2 separate regions of the Homo sapiens genome follow, and region 2 is linked to region 1. A link is a loop called in an ENCODE intact Hi-C map of the cell type or tissue named here. Cell type or tissue: chondrocyte. All regions are shown on one strand. Links, peaks and the distances in the headings refer to the core of each region. The heading gives the core; the rest is flanking DNA.

What was found. A loop is a pair of places that touch in the nucleus more often than their neighbours do. Peaks named below come from ENCODE experiments on the same cell type or tissue, not always from the same donor. Only the 100,000 strongest peaks of a DNase experiment are listed, where the experiment ranks them.
Region 2: it touches region 1 in a loop (2.8-fold over the local background); 2 of 110 quality-filtered maps call a loop at or near these places.

The regions. Positions count from the first base shown.
Region 1 is chr1:63,873,060-63,875,981 of GRCh38, reverse strand. The region is part of intron 1 of ROR1 (receptor tyrosine kinase like orphan receptor 1); the gene reads right to left. Among named protein-coding and RNA genes, the nearest start is that of ROR1, 100 kb to the right of the region's middle. In chondrocyte, for the core only: CTCF peaks have their summits at 1,166, 1,368 and 2,093; no DNase peak of the experiment used is centred there.
Region 2 is chr1:63,945,505-63,948,426 of GRCh38, reverse strand. All of the region lies in intron 1 of ROR1 (receptor tyrosine kinase like orphan receptor 1), which reads right to left. Among named protein-coding and RNA genes, the nearest start is that of ROR1-AS1, 170 kb to the left of the region's middle. In chondrocyte, for the core only: no CTCF peak of the experiment used is centred there; DNase peaks (open chromatin) are centred at 821 and 1,236.

The sequences.
Region 1 (2,922 bases), core at 177-2,676:
CTCAACAACCTCAAAACTCACTTGCTTAAAACTTCAAGGACACAAAAATAAATCCCAGAGTGCCAGGAAAATTGACTATAACCTTTGTCACTCACCTGATTGCTTACCCACCTCACAGGCCATTTGCAAGATTAGTAGGCAATGTAGCTACCAGACTTTGTATTCCCTCTAAATTCCAGACAGTAGTTAATGAGGAGAGAAGTGATCAAGGAAGCCTATTTATTCTGAAGCCCAGTTCATGGTGGCAAGCAGAATACATTCTTCAGAACAACCAATCAATACACCACCATAAACTTGTGAGTGTGCAGTTTTAAGTAACATAGAAGTATTTAATTTTTCTACTACAAGGTAGACTGAAGGGAAAACTCAGTTTAAATATTTACTATTTTAATTTAGCAGTGATTATAAACATGGCATACCAGGTAAAGTTAAGAAAGAAGAAAAAAAGCAAGTGTAAACCATGGCTCTGCCCTCAAGGTTCTTAATTAGGGCTCAGAAATTCAACTGATTTTATTCTTTAATGCCCTTTTCACAGACGAGGAAACAGAAGCTTAGAAAGGCAAAGTAATTTCCCCCAAAACACACAGCAGAGCTAAGATTTAAACATAGCCCTGTCTAATTCTAAAGCCTTGCTGAAAAAACTAACTGCACTTCAGATAGTAAGACCTGGACGTTTTTCATTGTAAATTCAATAAAAGCTAACACAGAGTGCTTATTTCACTCCAGGCATTGTTGTAGGCACTCAGCACAAACTAATTTATTTACTCCTTATAATAACTGTATAAATAAGTACTATGATTACCCCTGACTTTACAAATGAAGACAAGTTTACAGAGAGGTTAAACAACTTGCCTAGGGTCAAACATTTCATAAATGGTAAGTCTGAATTCAAACCAAGACAGCCGGCTTCAGGCTGTTCTCTATGCCATTCCATTATCTACCTGTCTAAGGCATGGTGGCCCCAAAAGGTCCAGCAAATGCTGGTTCCATTAGTAGGATAATAACAATACCCAGAACCTTAAAAGAAATGCTCCACCATACTCTATGCTTATCAGATTATACCTGGTCTACTTCATTCAGATATCTTTACAGTATTTTACAAAAAAAAATTGATGAAATGAAACTTGCCCTGTGGAGAGCAAGAAGGAGAGAAAATGTGGAAGCAATGTCCAAAGATCATGGAGAAATTGGGGCTGTTTGACCTGGACAAGGAAACTTCAAGGGCACACATTTATCATCCTCCAAAAATGTCAAGAGGGCCTTAACCACTCTAAGAAGAAGTAGGAAGCAGCCCAGGGACCTTACTCATTCATCATTCATTTGCTTTTTTACTGAGTGGCCTGTAGGTGTCAAATGGAGAAAATGCTCCCTAGCTTAATAACTTTTGTACTTCAGAAGTGGAAGTACAGCTCACTCATCAATGAAATTCTTTTCCCAGAATGTATCCAGCAGAAGTGGGAAGAACAGATAACAGAGACCAACCATCTCAGCACCCGGTGGAAAGTTGGACAAGTGATCTATGAGACCTTGCTAATAAGCAGATGCTATGATTCATGTATCCTGTCCTGCACTACCACTGCCAAAAAATGCCATCAAAATCCTCACAAATTACAGCTCTTAATTATCTTTAAGAGGCCAAAAGAAGCAACCTTCAAAAAAGAAGGAAAAAAAAGTCTTAAATGGCTTTTACATTGAGAATTTGACAAGTTTAAACAAAAGTGAAACATACCACACTTTGAAAATATGCCAAAGGACTACTTGTGTTCTAAAACAAGAGAGTAATTATGCAGGAAAAATGCAATTTCTCTCCTCCATTTCCTTTATCTCAAGTTCCTCTCTCATTAATTTATTCATGAACATATCTCAATAATAACTATCTTGTACTTAGAGAGTATCTTGCCCATTTTTAAATGTTTTTACATAAACAAGAAACTGGCATCAGCATCATGGTTCTCTCTGAGCGACGAGACCAGTTCTTAACAGGTTAGCCCTGAGCAACATACAGCAGTAGCGGTCTCTCACCACTGGCTACTCTAGCAAAACATTTTACAATTTCTGAGTCAGGAGAAGTATCTAAGGTCAAGATCTATAAACACATTCCAGAATATGAGCACTTCCAAGTAAAAAAACCAATCAAACCCACTGCAATGGGCAGACAATCCTTCCCATGGACTACTGTAATCTTTGTTAAAATTAAGATTCATGCTTATTTTAGTTTTGCTATTAGTGTGGCTTTTTAAAATTTCTTTTTTCTTGAACCATGTATTACTTGGAAAAAAAACATAATAAAAATATTCTGCTATTTCAAGACATCCTTCTAGATAGGATAATGAATTTTCCATAGATAAAGAATATTCTACCTGCACCAGTCCTGTGAGTTTTTAGTGATACTTTTTCTTTTGACTTGATCAATGGACTGAGAGATTGCATGAATCAGTCAAAACAATTTAAATGAATCTACGAAGAGACAGTAACAGGATTCTACCATGTCAGGATAAGACTCCAGCCTAGGCCTGCTCACTCCTTCTGGGTGTTGCTTCAATGCAAGTTTTTGTTTGTTGGTTTTGTTTTGTTTTTTAAAGAACGGGTTGGAGGAGTGGGGTGGGAGATAATACACACTAAGAAGAAAAACAAACTCTCCCAACAACAACAAGAAAATTCTTACTCTATAGTTTACAATACTATTGGAAACAGAAATATCATTTAGCTGTAGCCAGAATCACTCAAACAGGCACTCAGCCCTGAATCAAGGAGCAAACATATCAGTGGAAGGTACGTGTCTCCATGTAGCCTTGATGACTCCAGAACTAAGAACAAAGAGAAATCATAGCAGGATCTGGTGACAGCAGTTCACAGCAGGTCTCTCACATCACTTACAACCTCGATTTGGGGGGAGGAGAGAGAAGAGAAAAAAGAAAAGAG
Region 2 (2,922 bases), core at 202-2,701, 72 kb before region 1:
CAGGAAAAGAAACTCTCTTCTTTCCATTGAACTTTATAGTTAAGTATAGCAATCTCCAAATGTTTGTAAATCAGTAAAAAAAAAAAAAAAATTGGACCACAAACCTCTATTATATATGTATATTTATTTATTCAGAACTTACATACATGAAGTTCTGTACTATTATAGTATCTATTGTAAAACATCTACATAAAATAGAAATGTGTAGAGGATAAGATAATTTCTTTTCATTGTTTGTTTGTTTTATTATCTCAGGGGATCAACTTGCACAGGTCTAGAACAGTGTGGACTGGCTAAATCAATTTTAAATTCCACGTCAGTAACTTACTACCTGTGTGACCTTGGCCAAGTGATCTAACGATTCTGTGCGGCAGTTTTCTCTGTAAAGTGGAGAAAACAGCAGTACCCAATGCAGTGTTACTGACAGGGTAAAAATGAGATAATTTAGGTAAAGTATTTATTCCTGGCATATTATAAACACTCATAATGACAGCAACTATTAGCAACATAATATTATTATTACTAAGTGGTATCTGTTCACCAGCATGATTTCAGAAGACAGATTGTGTGTCTCCTAATATGAAATCCTAAAGGGTGGAGGATAGGCTTCATTGGTATCAGGTATCAGGAGGGCCAAGGGTTCAAGACCCAACTGGGGATCATATTCTCCACTGTAACAGATGCAGGTAGGACATTATGTCATGTGGTATATGTTCCCATTATAAATCTTCTTGCTTTAGCCCCCAGGAAGGTCTTCTAGCTGACACCAGCTCACACAGGTCTCAGCTATCACCTCCCGCCGGCCACCCCACCTCCTTCACAGTAAGCCCTCTTGGTTGATGGGGAGCCTGCAGTGGAGCTGGCTGGTACATACATTACAGGTTATTAAAGGGCATGGAAAAATGCTCAGGCTTCAATGCAGACCCAAGAGCAGTTTTCAAATTTCCCTGTTTGGATGGGAATGCTTTAACACTGAAGTATGTTTTCCTTGGCAGAGGTACCCTCCATTAGATGCAATTTCTTCCTGACATTTCAAGAATTGTTTTATGTCTGTGTTCTCTATAAGGAGTATCCATGGAGGTCAGAACGGAAATTATAGTTCTAAGAATGCCATATTAGCATAGATGGTAATGCATAAGCCCCAAGCTAAATATCCCCATTCTGGCTAGCCTGCCAGTGCGATGATTAACAAGTTGGGCTGCCATACAGGGGACTGTACTGGGCGCGCTCCCGGACTGCTGCTCCTGGGCCAACATGGGCAACGTGTGTTTAGTCTATCAGAGTATTTACTCAGGACGCCAATCACCGTGGAACCGAGACAGCAGTCTGAGAGAGGACTCCCTGAATCCCCTGGAGAACACGGGTCAGGAGAAGTAGATCTATTTTTTCACAAGATTCCTTTCCCAGCCTAATGTAGCCTCCACTGGCAGGAAGGATTTGGTATGCTGGTGAATCATGGTAGCTTCAGGCAAACCTGACTGTGAAAGGTATGGCTTCAGAAGGGTCAGAGGTCTGGTGAAGCCTTACTCCCTCCGTTAGGAGCCAGGCATGTGGTGGTATCCACCACCTCAACCCTTGACAAGATCACGTCTGGCATTAGGATATCCTTTGTACCAGTTTTTCTGTCTTGGATCCAACATGCCTTGAGGAAGCAAGGATGACCTGTGCCTGTCACAGATATACAGAGCCTGGATGTAGAAGAAAGAGGCCATGATTTAGAATCTAAATACCTGAATTCAAATCCTACCTCTGACCCTTAATAGTCATATAAATCATCTCACCCCTCTGAGCCTCTGTTACTTCCTTTATATAGTGGAAATTATATCTTTCTTCAAAGATTGCCTTAAAAATTACATGACAAAAACAAAAGTTGAGGTATATGCTCAATTAGTATATGTTGAAAATTGATTTAGCCATTCCACACTGTACCTATATATCAAAACATATGTTGTACACCACAAAAACATTTTTTTAACTTGAATACATTCGATTCTGTGCCACTGTCAAACAAAGTTAGAGGCAATATAGCATAAATTAAGCAGACACAAAACTGGTTAAACAGACATTGGGGAAAAACGCTGGGGGAGGTTTTCAGAGATAGTTATATCTGGAAGATGTTCTCTTCCTGCCCAAATTTATACCCAAACCTTCTAGTCCCCTTGGCAGTAAAGCAGAGAGGAGGAACCAATAGCTATTTGATTAGGTTGAATATTATAGTGTGTGTGTCCTGAGAGAGAACTATGAGCCTCAAGCACCTGCCCAGAGCCACACACCAGCCAACAGAAGCAGTACCAAGCCAGGGATAAAGAAATGTCACAGAGGATGTGTCTGGGCTATGACAGCCAAACTTTAATGAGTGCAGGAGAGAAGCTGAGAATTCTCTGTAGCTGAAACAAACTTACTTCTGATAGCACAATTGCCTAGGAGGACCAGGAAGCATGGAAGAAAAGATCCGGCAGAACAAGAGGGAGATGATTCCTCTATGATCTGGCCTGGGGGCTCCCCAGTTCTCCAAAGTAGAGGGACTAAAATTATCACTAGCACCATGTTGCAGCTAGAGCAACCTATGAACTGCACCTTCTTGTATTTTTGCTAAGAATCTATTTAGTAAACTATATGTAATTCAATTGACAATATGTCTTGAATTTGTTTAACAAATCTCATGTGAGGAATAAAGTATAATGTTTAAGATCTATCACTTCAGAGATTAGAATGCAGAAGAGAAGGCAAGGCTCTAAGTCACCCAATTAAGGGCCAAATAAGTGTAGAACCAGGACAACCCTGCTGGGTATGTTTGATGTAGCAAGTAAAGGTATAAAAGGGAGGGAGAGTGGGAAAGTCGATCCAGGCAACAGTAGACTGATTCTGGTACTAGAAGGAAACAACATTAAACAATGGGTGAGCCTGCTCCCCAGAAATAGG